2 separate regions of the Homo sapiens genome follow, and region 1 is linked to region 2. Evidence: chromatin loops called from intact Hi-C (ENCODE). Cell type or tissue: heart right ventricle. All regions are shown on one strand. Links, peaks and the distances in the headings refer to the core of each region. The heading gives the core; the rest is flanking DNA. Region 1 overlaps LOC102724382 (a long non-coding RNA gene). Region 2 overlaps CNST (consortin, connexin sorting protein).

Region 1 (8,330 bases), core at 317-8,316, 49 kb after region 2:
AAACAGGCTCTGTGGCAGGCTCATGTCGTTTTTTCCCCAAAGAAGAGATTCCAGAGACGAGGCCTTCACTGAGAGCTTGCTCCTCTACCTCCTGTGGGTTTCAGGGCTGGGACGGGGGACACAGAGAATCTGTCTCTCGCGAATGCCAAGTTGAGGTCCTAGCCTGGCTAGGAACTCTTGCATTCCCCTTGCCTCGCTGTAGCCTCCCCTGGGAACAGACCTTCCAGGAGGGTCGCACCGAGTGATGAGACTGTTGCATGAGGCTCTGCAGTGCTTGGACACAGAACTGCACTGCGGCCTTCCAGATGCTCAGCTGGAAAACCCCTGAGAACCTGAGGCTTTTCTACAGCACATTAGAGCTTATGACTGGAGAGTGTCTACCGCCTGAGGGCAGGGATGAGATTTTACCTATCCTATTCACCTGCTTAGGTGCCCACTTCATCCTAGACTCCCTTCTTTTCCCTCCCTCCCTTCCTCCCTCCCTCCCTCCCTCCCTTCCTCCCTCCCTCCCTTCCTTCCTCCTTCCCTCCCTCCCTCCCTTCCTTCCTCCCTCCCTCCCTCCCTCCCTCCCTTCCTCCCTCCCTCCCTCCCTTACTCCCTCCCTCCCTCCCTCCCTCCCTTACTCCCTCCCTCCCTCCCTCCCTTCCTCCCTCCTTCCCTCCCTCCCTCCCTCCCTTCCTTCCTTCTCTTTCTTGCTTGCTTGTTTGCTTGCTTGCTTGCTTCAGGGTCTCACTCTGTCACTCAGGATGGAGTACAATGGTGCAAACACAGCTCACTGCAACCTCGGCCTCCTGGGCTCAGGTGATCCTCCTACCTCAGCCTCCCAAGTAGCTGGGATTACAGGTGTGTGCCACCAACACTTGGCTAATTTTTTCTATATTTTGTAGAGATGAGGTCTCACTATGTTGCCCAGCTGGTTTCAGACTCCTGGGCTCAAACAATCCTTCCTCCTTGGCCTTCCAAAGTGTTAGATTACAGGTGTGAGCCACCTTGCCCAGCCTTTGATACACTTCTTGATTGAAGGAAGAGAGCCAACTTTTATTGAGTACCTATTATGTGCCTGGTGCTTGCATGCATGTCATTACTTTGGAGGCAGTATTGCAGAGTGCTCACAGGCAAGAACTCCAGTATCAGAAAGACCTGGACTTAAATCTCAGTTCTCCCACTTACAGTACTAGCTGTGGAAACTTCACTTGTTACTTAACTTTCCTGAGCCTCAGTTTTCTCATCTGTAAAGTGGGAATAATAATAAATCACCTCGTCAGGTTGTTATGAAGATTAAATGAGATCATGTGTATAAAGCACACAGTAAACATTCAATAAAGTTAGCTATTATTATTCCAGTTATTAGCAGCCACAAGATATAGGACATTGTTATACAGGAAGTTTAAATCTTGAAAAGGAAAAGTTCTAGAATGTATAAGCCTGAATATAGCATCTCCTCAAATACTGTTTGGATCAGTGAAAATGCTATTGCCCATGGTGACTCACACCTGTAATCCCAGCACTTTGGGAGGCCGAGGTGAAAGGATCACTTGAGGCCAGGAATTGGAGACAAGTCTGGGCAATATAGCAAGACCCTGCCCCTACCAAAAATTAAAAAATTAGCCAGGTGCCATGGTGCACACCCGTAGTCCTAGCTACTTGGGAGGTTGAGGTGGAAGTATCACTTGAGCCTGGGAGGTCAAGGCTTCAGTGAGCTGTGATCATACCACTGCACTCCAGCGTGAGTGACAGAGCAAGACCCTGTCTCTAAGAGAAAACTAGAAAGTGCCATAGTCTGAGTTGTTGTGGGAAGTCCGGGACTCCGAACGGAGGGACCGGCTGGAGCCGCAGCAGAGGAACATGAATTGTGAAGATTTCATGGACATTTATCAGTTCCCAAATAATACTTTTATAATTTCTTATGCCTGCCTTTACTTTAATCTCTTAATCCTATTATCTTTGTAAGCTGAGGATGTACATCACCACAGGACCACTGTGATAACTGTGTTAACTGTACAAATTGATTGTAAAACATGTGTTTGAACAAATATGAAATCAGTGCACCTTGAAAAAGAACAGAATAACAGTGATTTTTAGGGAACAAGGGAAGACAATCATAAGGTCTGACTGCCTGCAGTGTCGGGCAAAAAAGAGCCATATTTTTCTTCTTGCAAGTAGGAGAGATATCACTAAATTCTTTTCCTAGCAAAGAATGTTAACATTAATACCCTGGGAAAGGAACGCATTCCTGGGGGGAGGTCTATAAACGGCTGCTCTGGGAATGTCTGCCTTATGCGGTTGAGGAAAGGACTGAGATATATACCCTGGTCTCCTGCAGTACCCTCAGGCTTATTAGGGTGGGGAAAAACTCCGCCCTGGTAAATTTGTGGTCGGACTGGTTCTCTGCTCTCGAACCCTGTTTTCTGTTGTTTAAGATGTTTATCAAGACAATACATGCATCGCTGAATATAGACCCTTAACAGTAGTTCTGCTTTTGCCCTTTGCCTTGGGATCTTTGTTGGACCCTTATCAGTAGTTCTGCTTTGCCTTTTGTCCTGTTCCCTCAGAAGCATGTGATCTTTGTTCTGCTTTTTGCCCTTTGAAGCATGTGATCTTTGTACCTACTCTCTGTTCTTACACCCCTTCCCCTTTTGAAACCCTTAATAAAAAACTTGCTGGTTTGAGGCTCAGGTGGGCATCACGGTGATATGTGATATCACCCCCAGCGGCCCAGCTATAAAATTCCTCTCTTTGTACTCTTTCTCTTTATTTCTCAGCAGTCTGACACTTATAGAAAATAGAAAGAACCTACATTGATATATTGTGGGTGGGTTCCCCCGATATCAGTGAACTGCCCTTGGTGCTCGGCTGGAGACTGTATATTCCGTGCTTACCATGTGCTGGGCATGGTGCTTGGCTGGAGACTGTATATTCCATGCTTACTGTGTGCTGGGCATGGTGCTCGGCAACATGGTCCATGACCTTATGAAGTTTAAAATCTTGTTGCGGAGACAAGGCCAACAAACATAACATTAATCAGCAAATCAAGGCAGGACGCATTGCTGAACTCTACTTCTGGTAGCAAGTGCTACATGAGTTAAGAGGGAAAAGTAATAACTCAGCACCCGTTATGCTCTAGCTCCTGGATTGGAAACACCACCTTATTTAAGTTTTCATTAATTCTATAAGGTAGACTGGGTGTAGTCATGTAAGGCATGAAGAAACTCTGACTCAGCGAGGTTCAGTGACTTCCCAAGGACACACAATTACTAAGTGGCTGAGTCGGAACTTGAGCACAGCCTCCTGGCTCTGAAACCCTGCCAGAATACATTCTCCCAAATCAAAGCAAGTATCATCAATTTTGTTTTATTTTCTTTCTTTTTGTTGTTGTTGTTTTGTTTTGTTTTGTTTTTTTGAGACAGGGTCTTTCTCTGTTGCCCAGACTGGAGTGCAGTGGTGCAATCATAGCTTACTGCAGCTGTGAACTCCTGGGCTTAAGCGATCCTCCCACCTCAGCCTCCCGAGTACTTGGGACCACAGGTGTGCACCACCACGCCCGGCTAATTTTTCAAAATTTTTTCATAGAGATGGGGTCTCACTGTATTGCCCAAGCTGGTCTCAGACTCCTGGCCTTGAGGGATTCTCCTGCCTCAGTGTCTCAAAGTGCTGGGATGACAGACATAAGCCACCATGCCCAGCCCATCAATCTCATTTTCTACAAGAGGAAGCAGGAGGTCAGCGAGGTAAGGGACTTGTCAGAGGCACGGAAATAGTAGCGGGCTGAGCTGGGGTTTGGGTGCAGGCCTGTCCATCTCATGATCTCATGATCGAGGATGCCTCTTACAGCCTGTCATGGGTACCCTTCCTTCTACCAGGCGAGGGACCTGGCAGTGCTGCATTGAGTCTCTGGAGCTCATTTGACAGATAAAGAAACTGAGGCCTCCAGAGAGGCTTTTTCTAGTCTAGCCTCCTCACTGTCAGTCACACCCATTTGCCTTGGCTTGGCTGCCCCACACCTGCCAGGCTCCCTCTGCACCCGCGCCCCCTATATTCAAGCTCACCTACAAAACCCACCTGTTCCTCAAGACCTGGGCTGTCGCAGCCTCTCCAGCTCCACTTGGGGACCTGGGAGCTCCTGAAAACGTGTTTTCTTGGTTTTGTTTTTGTCTTATTTTGTTTTGCTTTGAGATAGAGTCTCGCTCTGTCGCCCAGGCTGGAGTGCAGTGGCGCGATCTCGGCTCACTGCAGCCTCCACCTCCCGGGTTGAAGCGATTCTCCTGCCTCAGCCTCCTCAGTAGGTCTCAGTAGCTGGGATTACAGGCGTGCGTCACCCGCCCGGGAGCGTGTTTTTAAGTGTTCAGGTACTATAGCAATGAACATGGATCATTGTCCATTTCTTGGCTCCTGGTAGCACTCAGTCAATGTTTGCTGAAGTGATGGGAAAATCAATGAATAAGCCACAGCACCGGCAGCCAGGACAGGATCCTGCTGAGGACTCAGACCAGGGGCGCCGCCTCTTGCTCGCAGCGCAGGGGAACGAGCCTCACCTTTGACCTTGTCTCAGCAGCGCCACCTCGTGGTTTCCAAAAGGAACAGCATCATGCTGGGCGCAGGGGCCCTGCCCTGCGGTGACTGAAAGGCGTGTGTGTGTGTGTGTGTGTGTGTGTGTGTGTGTGTGTGTGTAGGCGTGTGTGTGTGTGTGTGTGTGTGTGTGTGTGTGTCTGTGTGTGTGTGGTGAGGAGGGCCCTGCGCCTTGCCTGTCAGCTTTATGGAGGTGCCCCAGCTCGCTGGAGGAAAAGAATGCTGACCAGTGGCCCGAAAGGATTTTCCCGAATCCACTGGGAATGGGAAGGATCCTGTCAAAAATCCAAAGGGAAATGATACAACCAGGAAGCCTTGGTGCCCTTACAGGAACAGACAAGCCCCTTTCCCACGCTGTCATGTGGCATGAGGACACTCTCACAACCACAGTCACACACCCGGGAGCCCTGCCTGGCTTCAGCTGCCCGACATCCCTCGGGAGTCAGAGCAGAGGCGCACACGGAGGGCTCCGGCCTCCAGAGCGTGGCCCAGCGGCCGCAGGGGAAGGGGCAGAAATAAGCCACCTTCTCTCCAGAACGCTGAGCAGCTCAGGAAGCCGCTCGGGAAAGCACCTCTCTGATCCAGCCCCGAAGGCAGTGCCTTCTTTCTGCCCCTGCTGGGTCAAGGTTTTCTCAGCCACACCCTAATCCAATCGGTATTCGCAATCCAACTATCACATGTTTGTTAGGGGTTTTTTGTTGTTGGTTTAAATCTTTCTTTTTTTTTTTTTTTTAAGAGATGAGGTCGGCCGGGCGCCATGGCTCATGCCTGTAATCCCAGCACTTTGGGAGGCTGAGGTGGACGGATCACAAGGTCAGGAGTTGGAGACCAGCCTGGCCAGTATGGTGAAACCCCATTTCTACTAAAAATACAAAAATTAGCCGGGCGTGGTGGTGCACACCTGTAGTCCCAACTACTCGGGAGGCTAAGGCAGGAGAATCGCTTGAACCCAGGAGGCAGAGGTTGCAGTGAACCGAGATCACGCCACTGCACTCCAACCTGGGTGACAGAGAGACTCCATCTGAAAAAAAAAAAAAAAAGAGAGAGAGAGATGAGGTCTCGCTCTGTCCCCCAGGCTGCAGTGCGCTGGTACAATCACTGCAGCCTCGAGCTCCTGGCCTATGTGATCCTCCCGCCTCAGCCTCCTGAGTACCTGGGACCACAGGCACTGCCACCATGCCTGGCTCTCTTATCCTTATTTAATTCCTGTAAACAAATAGATATCAGCAGTCTAATTTGGATGGCTTTGGTCTCAAGAGAGCTAGTAAATGTGTTTGATAGTGCTTACCCAGATATTCCCACTGAACATCAGTTTCCCTGCCTTGATTCTAGCGTGCATTCCTGGGGAGACAGAGGACGTTGCAGTAAACCGGTCTGGTAGAATTGTGTGAGCCAAGGAGGATGGCAGTCCCACTCGTCACTGTGCCTACCTACATGATGCTCCTGCTGGGTGTTCAGAACTCATTCTTACCCAAAGGGCTAGATGATGGTGCAAACATTTCTTTCTTTCTTCCTTTTTTTGAGACGGACTCTTGCTCTGTCACCCAGGCATGATCTTGGCTCACTGCATCCTCTGCCTCCTGGGTTCAGGCAATTCTCCTGCCTCAGCCTCCTGAGTAGCTGGAATTACAAGCGTGTGCCACCATGCCCGGCTAAATTTTGTATTTTTTGTAGAGACGGGGTTTCACCACGTTGGCCAGGCTGGTCTCAAACTTCTTGCCTCGAGTGATCCTCCTGCCTCGGCCTCCCAATGTGCTGGGATTACAGGCGTGAGCCACCGCGCCGGCTGCAAATATTTCTTTACTGATTCCTTAGGTAACCCTTCACCTGTGCTTAGACCACCAAGGGTGGGCACCAGGAAACCCCATCTTCCTTTCCCACTCATTCAGTCTCCACTCTCCCAGCTTCCCTCCCACAGCCTTCTGTGTTTCATTTGCCTTGGACCCACAGATACCTCAGGGAGGAGCACCACGAAGGCAAACCAACCTCTTTCATATCAACATCCATTGCCACCTGTTAGTAAGTGTCAAATGGTGTTCTGCATGCTAGAAGATCTCCCTCCCACGGGGTGCCTGTGAGCCTCCTGCTATAGGAGACAGAATTCTGTATGGCCCATCCAGGGAGGAGCAACCGAAGGAAAAACAGCAACTGTGGTTCTCTGTGCCTATATTGGATTATGTCCCATAGATGCCCCTTACATCTTCTAATGAGGGAGTGGCTAGTGGGGCTCCTATTTGCTAGATGTTTCTGCTGCTGGGCTAAAAACCGCTTAGGTGGCCGGGCGGGGTGGCTCACGCCTCTAATCCCTGCACTTTGGGAGCCGAAGTGGGAGGATTACTTGAGTTTAGGAGTTTGAGACCAGCCTGGGCAACATAGTGAGACCCCCATCTCTACAAAATGAATAAGTAGAGTTTAAATTAAAAAGAGAAAAAGAAACATGCTTAATCTACTTCTGAGAATGATCTCAGGAAGAGAGTGAAACAGATGGGCTCGGTCTCCTGAGGGAGACAAACAGGGCTTCAAGCAGGGCTTAGGCTGGGGACGCTGTGTGGAGCAGAGTCACTGGCTATTTATAGCCCAAACAGTAAGAAGAGTCGTTATGAAAATGCCCAGAGGTGCTTTGATCCGGGAAGTACACAAGCCAATCAAAATACGCCGCCTTCGGGCAAGAGGAGCCGGAGAGCGCCATCTAGTGACCCCACAAGTTCCCTTCCTGAAGGAAGTATTCAGTCCGGAGAAACCAAGACCCACCTCACAGCGAGGACCAGAGAGACACCTTGGTAAGAGGCCCTGGAAACGAAACACAAAGCGAGGAAGGACAGTGCACGGGCCTCAGACGCGAAAAACAGGGGTCGGAGTGCCCATCCTACAGGTTGTTTGATAATTAAATGAGATATTTCCTTTTTATATGAAATGTTTTATGTTCATAAAGATGACAACTAAATAATCTTCATTAACTTAGGAATCCAGCCCTTACTATGTGACACAGTGTGTGCCAATGTATTTATCATTTTGTTTTATGAGTTGTATCTTTTTTTTTTTTTTTTTTGAGACAGGGTCTCACTTTGTCACCGAGGCTGGAGTGCAGTGACACAATCTCGGCTCACTGCAACCTCTACTTCCCAGGCTCAAGTGATTCTCCTGCCTCAGCCTCCTGAGTAGCTGGGACTACAGGCGTGCGCCACCACGCCCAGTTGATTTTTTGTATTTGTTTTGTTTTGTTTTGTTTTGTTTTAGTAGATATGGGGTTTTGCCGTGTTGGCCAGGCTTGTCTCGAACTCCTGAGCTCAGGTGATCTGCCTGCCTCGGCCTCCAAAGTGCTGGGATTACAGGCGTGAACCACGGCGTCTGGCCAACTTGTATCATTTTTGTTATTATAGAATATTTATTTGAAATGTTCTAGTTTGCAGTAATTTGTGGGAGTTTTGTTCTTACTAGGACTTAGGAAAGATATTGCATAAACCACTGCTATTGGGTTCACAGAAAATATAGGAAAAAAAGAATAACAACTATTTTGGGGTTTTTTTGGTTGGGGGTGGTTTGAGACAGGGTCTTGTCGTCGCCCAGGCTGGGGTGCCGTGGCGCCATCACGGCACTCAAACTCCTGGGCTCACTGCAACCTCAAACTCCTGGGCTCAATCAATCTTCCCACCTTAGCCTCCTGAGTAGCTGGGACCGCAGGTGCCTGCCACCACGTCTGGCTAATTTATTTATTTTTGTAGAGATGGGGTTTCACCATGTTGCTCAGGCTGGTCTCAAACTCC
Region 2 (8,330 bases), core at 193-8,192:
CAGTCATTTTTATATTAGAAATCACAGTAAAATGAGCTTCATAACAATCTTAAAGGAGGAAAAATATCACAAAGCTGCCCAGTTTGGGTGTGAACGTGTCTCTGTGTTGAGCACCTTGGGAAAAGTGCTATTACAGGCTGTGCATTTGAGTTTGAGACTTACTTAGCATGGTTGCTGCGCAGCACCTCCTCCTGCTTGGCCTCTGCTTTGAGTCATGTGGTACAGATGGGGAAACTGAGGTACCAAGTTTCAGTCACTTGCTTGGTGCTTTGATTCGCAGCTAGAACCTGGGTCTTCCCATTTCTAATTGAACGCAGCCTGCTTCTGCTAAGTACATTGTATGGATTATCAAAGGCTTCAACAATCCAGATGTCCCAGGAATAACCCTATGAGGGAGTATGGACTAAATTCTGGGGAAAGAAATGTTGCTCCAGTTTCACCAAACAGTGTTTTAAAGAGAAATGTCAATAATGTGGGTGACTCTCCGAATGTAGTTTGGAACTCTTGCCTTTTCCAAAATTATGGTGGAGTTTTTTTCCCCATTATTTTCTGTAGTATTTCTAAATAATGGGATGAAGCAACCATTTTCAGGCTATTTTGTAAATAATACATTGTACCCACAGATAGTCTTTATTACTTATCACTTAAGTGGTATCTCAGTTCATTAGATACCATACTGTAAGTGGTTGTATTTCGTGGCATAGCTGCTGTCCATCACCCCATCTCCTACTCATAGAATGGCACCTCAGACTGTTCTGTACCTTTTCAGTCACTTATAAGCTATTAAATAGTCTCATTTTGCCGGGCGCGATGGCTCATGCCTGTAATCCCAGCACTTTGGGAGGCCGAGGCGGGCGGTTCACGAGGTCAGGAGATCGAGACCACAGTGAAACCCCGTCTCTACTAAAAATACAAAAAAATTAGCCGGGCGTGGTGGCGGGCGCCTGTAGTCCCAGCTGCTGGAGAGGCTGAGGCAGGAGAATGGCGTGAACCCGGGAGGCGGAGCTTGCAGTGAGCTGAGATGGCGCCACTGCGCTCCGCCTGGGCGACAGAGCGAGACTCTGTCTCCAAAAAAAAAAAAAAAAAAAAAAATTGTCTCATTTTGATTATTTAGAGCTTAGCCCTATTCAATCCTGAACTTGATTTTCACATTTAAATCTCACTGTACTCAAAGCTCTTCTCCGCCCTCCAGTTGCCAGGGCTGGGAACACTGTCTGCTCCTGGTTGGAGTTAGCTGGACTGGTGATTATGACTGAACCCAGGTTGTGCGGTGGCTCCAGCAGGAGCAGCTACGGAGGAGGTTACTCCCAAGCTGCTCCCCTAGATAACTGCAGCCTTTAGGTAACTGACCCTCAGGTGGAAGCAACACACCCCAGTCCTCTGATGTGGGGGTTCTCTCTGCCCTGTGCTTTCACAGTGCCTGTGGGACTGTGGTCCCCAATCTTATTTAGTCTCTGAGTCCTGTGGACATGTTTTGAGGGACATCTTCTGAACCTTTGGGTACCTGGAATTCATGGAGGAGTGGCTTGGCCCCCTTTCCTTTGGATGTGGCCCTCATTGCTCTAACCTTGCCCCATTTTAACAGAGGGAGGGGCAGACAGCAAGCCCAGTGTCAAAGCAGGCAACCAAAGGGAAGTGAAAGGTGCCTTTGTTTTCTTGCAGCCTTACAAACTTTGAGTGATTCTTTGGGGTGGGGAGAGAGAAGGAAGGCTGTATTCTCCCAAAGGTGACCCCTTCTTCCTTCTCCTGATCTGCATCTGATATTTGAGTCAGGGTGTCAGGGGAGGTGCTATGAACTCTACTGAATAGCTACCTCTCAGCAGCCCGAAGTTGAGTGGCAGCCTCAGCACCAGATGCTCTGAAATCTGCAGGCAATGTTTCAGGAATGCCTTTTGCTTGATATGGTATGGGCCTCAATTGTCAGTTGGTGATTAGTATTAAAGTATCAATATGTTTTTGGAGTCCAGGGTGAAAAAGAAAGAAAAAAAAAGTATCAGTAAATAAACAAATGGAATAAAATTATCATCATATTTTCTCTTTTATTTTCACCTTTGGCTCATTATTTATTTAAGTTAAACAACATATTAGTATAAAAAGGTTAAAACTTTTTTTTTTTTTTTTTTTTTGAGATGGAGTCTCGCTCTGTCGCCCAGGCTGGAGTGCAGTGGCGCAATCTCGGCTCACAGCAAGCTCCGCCTCCCGGGTTCACGCCATTCTCCTGCCTCAGCCTCCCGAGTAGCTGGGACTACAGGCGCCCGCCACCGCGCCCGGCTAATTTTTTGTGTTTTTAGTAGAGACGGGGTTTCACCGTGTTAGACAGGATGGTCTCGATCTCCTGACCTCGTGATCCATCCGCCTCGGCCTCCCAAAGTGCTGGGATGACAGGCTTGAGCCACCGCGCCCGGCCAAAAAGGTTAAAGCTTCTAAAATAGTTATGAATGCTAAGTGTACCAATAAAGCGAGGATAAGCAAGCTTCTCTGTTACCTACCCATCCATGCACTTCTCATTCATTATTCACACGGAGGTTTTTAACTGTTTCATTTTAAAGTGAAGGAAAAATAAGTTGGTTTTACTCAAAGTAGAAATTGAAAGAGATGTCAGAATTCAAACCCATTTCTACTTGTTGCAAAAACTTATCCTTTTTATTGCTACCCTTTGCTACCTCCCTTTAAGAAGTTGCTCGGCGTGGTGGCTCACGCCTGTAATCCCAGCACTTTGGGAGGCCGAGGCGGGCAGATCACGAGGTCAGGAGATCTAAACCATCCTGGCTAACACGGTGAAACCCCATCTCTACTAAAAAATACCAAAAATTAGCTGGGCAAGGTGGCGGGCGCCTGTAGTCCCAGCTACTCGGGAGGCTGAGGCAGGAGAATGGTGTGAACCCGGGAGGCGGAGCTTGCAGTGAGCCGAGATCGCGCCACTGTGCTCCAGCCTGGGTGACAGAGCGAAACTCCGTCTCAAAAAAAAAAAAAAAGTTGCAAGTAATTTGCAAACACATTTATTAGTGGTATTATGGTCAAATTATAAATTTGAAGAGAACCGAGTTTGTTCCTTTAATCTTAGTAAACCAGACCAGTACTACTTTTCTTACATTTAAAATGATGAATGTGTTACTGAGGTTCATCATGTAAAAATATTTACTTAATACACCATGTCTTTTTTTGTTTGTTTGTTTTTGAGATGGAGTTTTGCTCTTGTTGCCCAGGCTGGAGTGCAATGGCGTGATCTCAGGTAACCGCAGCCTCCGCCTCCCGGGTTCAAGCAATTCTCTTGCCTCAGCCTCCCGAGTAGCTGGGATTACAGGCATGTGCCACCACGCCCAGCTAATTTTGTGTTTTTAATAGAGACGGGGTTTCTCCATGTTGGTCAGGCTGGTTTCGAATTCCCGACCTCAGGTGATCCGCCCACCTCGGCCTCCCAAAGTGCTGGGACTACAGGCGTGAGCCACTGTGCCTGGCCCCATACACCATGCCTTAAATGTGCTGAAAATAATTTTTGTAACTTCATTTTAATGTAAAAGTTTAATAAAGTTCAGAATATCTTTTAAACCTTTGAAAATGACTTTGTTGATTTTAATGAGGACTAAGTGATTTATTCATATTCACATGCTTTTGAATAATCCCTGTTATGTATAAGGATTCTTTACTAAATATTTTGGGTATTTCCTCTACCTAAAGACACTATTATGCAACAGACAGAATTTCCATTTGAAAGGGTTAGAATATTGCTGTATTACACATATTCATATGTCCCTTCTTTTCCTTCCTATACAAAGTGTTGTTTTGAATTTTTAACAATTTATTTTTCTTCATCTTTAGAGAGTAAAACTTGTCTCGGCACAGAGTCAAGTAAAGAAAGCCAACATACAGTGGAGCCCCTGGGGAGCAGTCCCTGCTGTCATCAGATGGACGTGCAAACAGATTCCCCAAGCCTTTCGGTAACTGCAGGAAAGGACCACATGGAGGAGCTGCTCTGCAGCGCTGAAGCCACGTTAGCGCTCCACACCCAGTCCTCCGAGACAGCAGGGAGCCCGTCTGGGCCAGACTCTTCTGAGGATGCTTGTGAGGATGACAGTCGCTTGCAGCTGGCTCAAACAGAGGCCTGCCAGGATGTGGCCAGAATAGAGGGCATTGCTGAAGACCCTAAGGTGTTTCTTTCCAGCAAGTCAAAGACAGAGCCGTTGATTTCACCAGGCTGTGACCGTATACCTCCTGCATTGATTTCTGAGGGTAAATATTCACAGGCTCAGAGGAAAGAACTCCGTTTGCCACTTCGGGATGCTTCTGAGGCGTTGCCCACAGACCAACTTGAGAACAATGAATTAAATGAGCTGCAGCAGCCTGATCTTACAGACAGTGATGGAAAATCACCACAGGCGCAGGCTGACTCAGACGGTTCTGAGAATGTGCTCTGTGGAAATAATCAAATATCTGACTTAGGCATACTGCTTCCAGAGGTGTGTATGGCCCCAGAGGAAAAGGGAGATAAAGACGACCAACTCAACAAAGAAACAGAAGACTATTTGAACAGCCTTTTAGAAGGATGTTTAAAAGATACTGAAGATTCCCTTTCCTATGAAGATAACCAAGACGACGACTCCGATCTCCTTCAAGATCTCTCTCCTGAAGAAGCATCCTATAGTCTCCAGGAGAATCTGCCTTCTGATGAGAGCTGTCTTTCTCTTGATGATCTTGCCAAAAGGATAGAGATTGCAGAGGTAAATCAGAGATGAAGTACAATTAAAAGTAAAATGGCATTTAAAAAACATATATATGTATTAAATATTGCCTTGTTTTTGTAAGTTTTCCCTTGTCTCAAACATGAGGGAAAATTCTAGTTAACGTAAGCTTTTAATTATTAGTAGTTTTTACATTTGTATGTATTGAATAAAATGACTTTTAATCATTGCAATGTTCATACTACAAGATGTTCTATTGCATGCCTCCAGCTAGAGTGAGCGTTATTGTATATATCCATTTTTTATAGTCCTGACTGTTATGTGGCAGTTCCAGATATTGGAATCAAAACCAGAATAGTCACATTCTAATAAGGAAGTCTCATTTTTCTTCTCATACATCTAGCAGATAAAATATGATATGTACTTACTGTTTCTTCCTCTTGTTAATATATTTTTTAAGTCTTTTAAAATAGTCTAAAGAATAGAGGGAACATTTTAAAATATAAGAGGTACTAGATTAATTTTTAACCTTATATTAAGTTGAAAAAAGAGATTAAGGAAAAATTACCATTTTTCATTGTTTGATAATACAAAAAAAAAGTTTGGAAAAAGAAAAGATAAAAGCCATATCCAAACTACAGCACACTCACGAAGGCGGCCTGGTGTGGTAGAGCAGAATTCGATTGCCTTAGTTCCAGTACAATCCCACCAGGTAGTTAACAGCTTCTTGGAGTTACCTTTTACCTCTGTAAGCCTGTTTTCTTCTCTGAAAATTAGGATACTAGCTGCCTTTCCTTTTCTTCACCATTTTTCCCCCCAAGTTCACTTTTAAGTCCCATTTGTACTCATTGTGTTCTAAATCAGCATTATCATTGAAAAAATAAGGGGGAAAATGAAAAAGTAACAAAGCCAAAGTAGACAGTAAAATATATGTGAAAACAGAAGACTGAAAAGCTGTCTAAGGTAATTATAGCTGCTATATTACTAGCTCCCTTTATTGCCATTTATAGTCAATTCTCTATAAACAATGACTTTTCTTTTTAATTTTTTTCTTGCCAAAATTAGATAGAATAGTAAAGCACTTGGCTTACTATTCATTCTCTTATTTTAACCAGACAGCTTGGTTGCCATTTGCAGTTAATTCTCTACAGACTGTTGTTTTGTTTTTTTTTTTTTTTCGTAGTTTTTGCTTAACAAAATTATTTAATATTGCTTAATGGGCACAGAATTTCCATTTGGGGCAATGAAAAATGTTGGAAATAGATGGTGGTGATGGTACACGTTTTGATTGCAATGAATGCCACTGAATTGTATACTTACAAAGAGTTAAAATGGCAGTTTCATGTGATATATATTTTTCCACAATGTTAAAAATAGTTTTTTAAAAAATTAGAGCTAATGGTATAGCACTTAATCCGGTATTCATTCTCTTGTACATTTTAACTAAATCTCTGGTACAGGAAGTTAACAACACAAAGCTTATACCCATATTCAAATCTTAGCTGTAATACCAAAAAGTTACCATTGTCTGACTGTCCTTTCTCATGCCAACAATCAAGTTGACCATAAAGGGAGAACCCATGTGGTCTAATTTTACCTTTTTAGGTATAAACTGTGAAGAAGAAGCAGAGAGCTCCTGTTGTCTTGCCCACCTTATAAAACGTTTTCCTCTATTTCAACATTTGACTAGTTACACACTGATAATCATATGGTGTGCCTTTTTAGAACTATCTTTCCCCAGTAACTCATATTTGGGAGGATAATAGGAACTTTTGGAATTTCAATTTTTGCTTCTGCCTGAAAGCTGTTCGGCTGGATAAATTTCTATCATCTAGTTTGCCAGATGTCCCCTCCAGAGCAATTCTTTGAGTTTTGGTAACCTTTATCTTCAACCTCCTCCCTACTCAGCTGTGTTGAAGATGCACAAGGGTCTTGTCGTGGATGTATCAAAGGTCTGTAGCATTTCTCCTGTATATTTCAGTCATCTATTGACATGTATTTCCAAAGCCTACAATTGATCAACATCCCTTTCCCAAATTATTTTTCCCCACATCACTAAATTTAAAATTGTTCTCAACTGAGTCATCCTATTTCTAAGAAATTAAAGAGTTGTTTATATTGGGGAAAAAATATTTTAAGGTGGCAGATTGTTAAATTAATGTTGCGTATTACAATTAAATGGAATATTCCCTCCTCAGACTCAAAACACAATGTCACTTCTGCTGGGTAACAGCTAACAGTGGAAATTACATGTGTTTAAAGTTGTCTTTTCTATTAAGTTAATACATAATGGTCTCCTTTCCTAAGATTATATTGATCTATTAAGTTAAGCTATTTTAAGAACCCCAAAAGCTACATATACATGACTTACAAAACTAATTTACTTTCCTATGACAATGCCAAGCAGATTGTTAAACATTTGCTTTCTGAATACTTACTACCCTCGCTATTCTGAAAAGCATGGTTTAACAAAGTCTGCCTAACTCTGTCAGGAAAGGAGTTTTTAAAGTTTCAATGCTAAAAATCACTAATACTTAATATTTTCTAATACCTTAACAATGAGGTTTTGGACCAAGTAAAATATCCAGGCAATTGTGGGTTTGCTTATAAGTGCAAACTTAGGATTTTTATTTTAAAAATTTCTTTTAGATTTGAACATATAAAATTTTAATTCAAACTTTTTTTTTTTTTTTTTTTGATACAGAGTCTCACTCTGTCGCCCAGGCTGGAGTGCAGCGGCACGATCTCAGCTCACTGCAACCTCCATCTCCTGGGTTCAAGCAATACTCGTGCCTCAGTCTGTCGAGTAGCTGGGACTACAGGCATGCACCACCATGCCCTGCTACTTTTTATATTTTTAGTAGAGATGGGGTTTCACCATGTTGGCCAGGCTGGTCTTCAACTCCTGGCCTCAAGTAATCCACCTACCTCGGCCTACCAAAGTGCTGGGATTACAGGCTTGAGCTACCATGCTTGGCCTTCAAACACTTTTTCTGTTTGTGCTTTCAGTAAAATTTTATTAAGAGTCTTCCCTGTGTTTGGTGCTGAGGATACAATGAGAAATCAGATGATGTTGTTGGCCTTTTGGGGGATCTCTGCTGTCACACTTGGCTGATTTTACTGGAATTGTTTTTGAAATTTTTTTTTATGCTTCCTTCCGTTTGTGATTAGAGGATATAGAACATGATCTCTTAATAACCAAGTAATTATGAACAACATTTTTCTTGCACTTAGGAACCCCGAGGCAATGAGTCTGCCCCCTCCACCCCTCCACGCTGCTGTGCTATCGCAGGTGGTCCTTCTCTGTTCGCTTTCCCAGATCTCCCTATCATTTCTCCCCGCCCAGGTTCTCTTACTTCCCTCTTTCTACCATTGTGTTTGTGGTAGAGCATGCTGGTTTGTTCTTTCTTTGCCAGCTTTCCCCTTTCCTCTTGTCTGTCTGCTTTCATTTTCTTGCCACTTTTGCATTGCCCAGCCTTGGCTCCAGTGGAATTTGGTTTTGATCATCATTGCCAGCCCAGTGCAAGCACTTGTTTTGTTGTGTTGCTTTGAACAGTTGGATTCATCAGATCAAATGAAATAATTTACATAAAATGTCACAGAGAACTAAAAATGTCTATACTATTTATATAGTGACATGTATAAAGGGAA

What was found. Hi-C counts contacts between places; a loop is a spot of excess contacts. Peaks named below come from ENCODE experiments on the same cell type or tissue, not always from the same donor. Only the 100,000 strongest peaks of a DNase experiment are listed, where the experiment ranks them.
Region 1: it touches region 2 in a loop (8-fold over the local background); 37 of 110 quality-filtered maps call a loop at or near these places.

Annotation. Positions count from the first base shown.
Region 1 is chr1:246,692,094-246,700,423 of GRCh38, forward strand. It overlaps LOC102724382 (a long non-coding RNA gene), which reads left to right. Exons shown (of 3, transcript XR_949364.3): 3 at 1-436. Among named protein-coding and RNA genes, the nearest start is that of SCCPDH, 28 kb to the right of the region's middle. RefSeq lists an enhancer at 6,958-7,387. In heart right ventricle, for the core only: CTCF peaks have their summits at 4,536 (motif pointing left) and 7,253 (motif pointing left); DNase peaks (open chromatin) are centred at 4,568 and 7,248; H3K4me3 peaks cover 685 bases; H3K27ac peaks cover 2,533 bases.
Region 2 is chr1:246,643,320-246,651,649 of GRCh38, forward strand. It overlaps CNST (consortin, connexin sorting protein), which reads left to right. Exons shown (of 11, transcript NM_152609.3): 9 at 3,820-4,718. Among named protein-coding and RNA genes, the nearest start is that of SCCPDH, 77 kb to the right of the region's middle. RefSeq lists an enhancer at 3,743-4,942. In heart right ventricle, for the core only: a CTCF peak has its summit at 3,949; a DNase peak (open chromatin) is centred at 3,962; H3K4me3 peaks cover 4,269 bases; H3K27ac peaks cover 4,704 bases.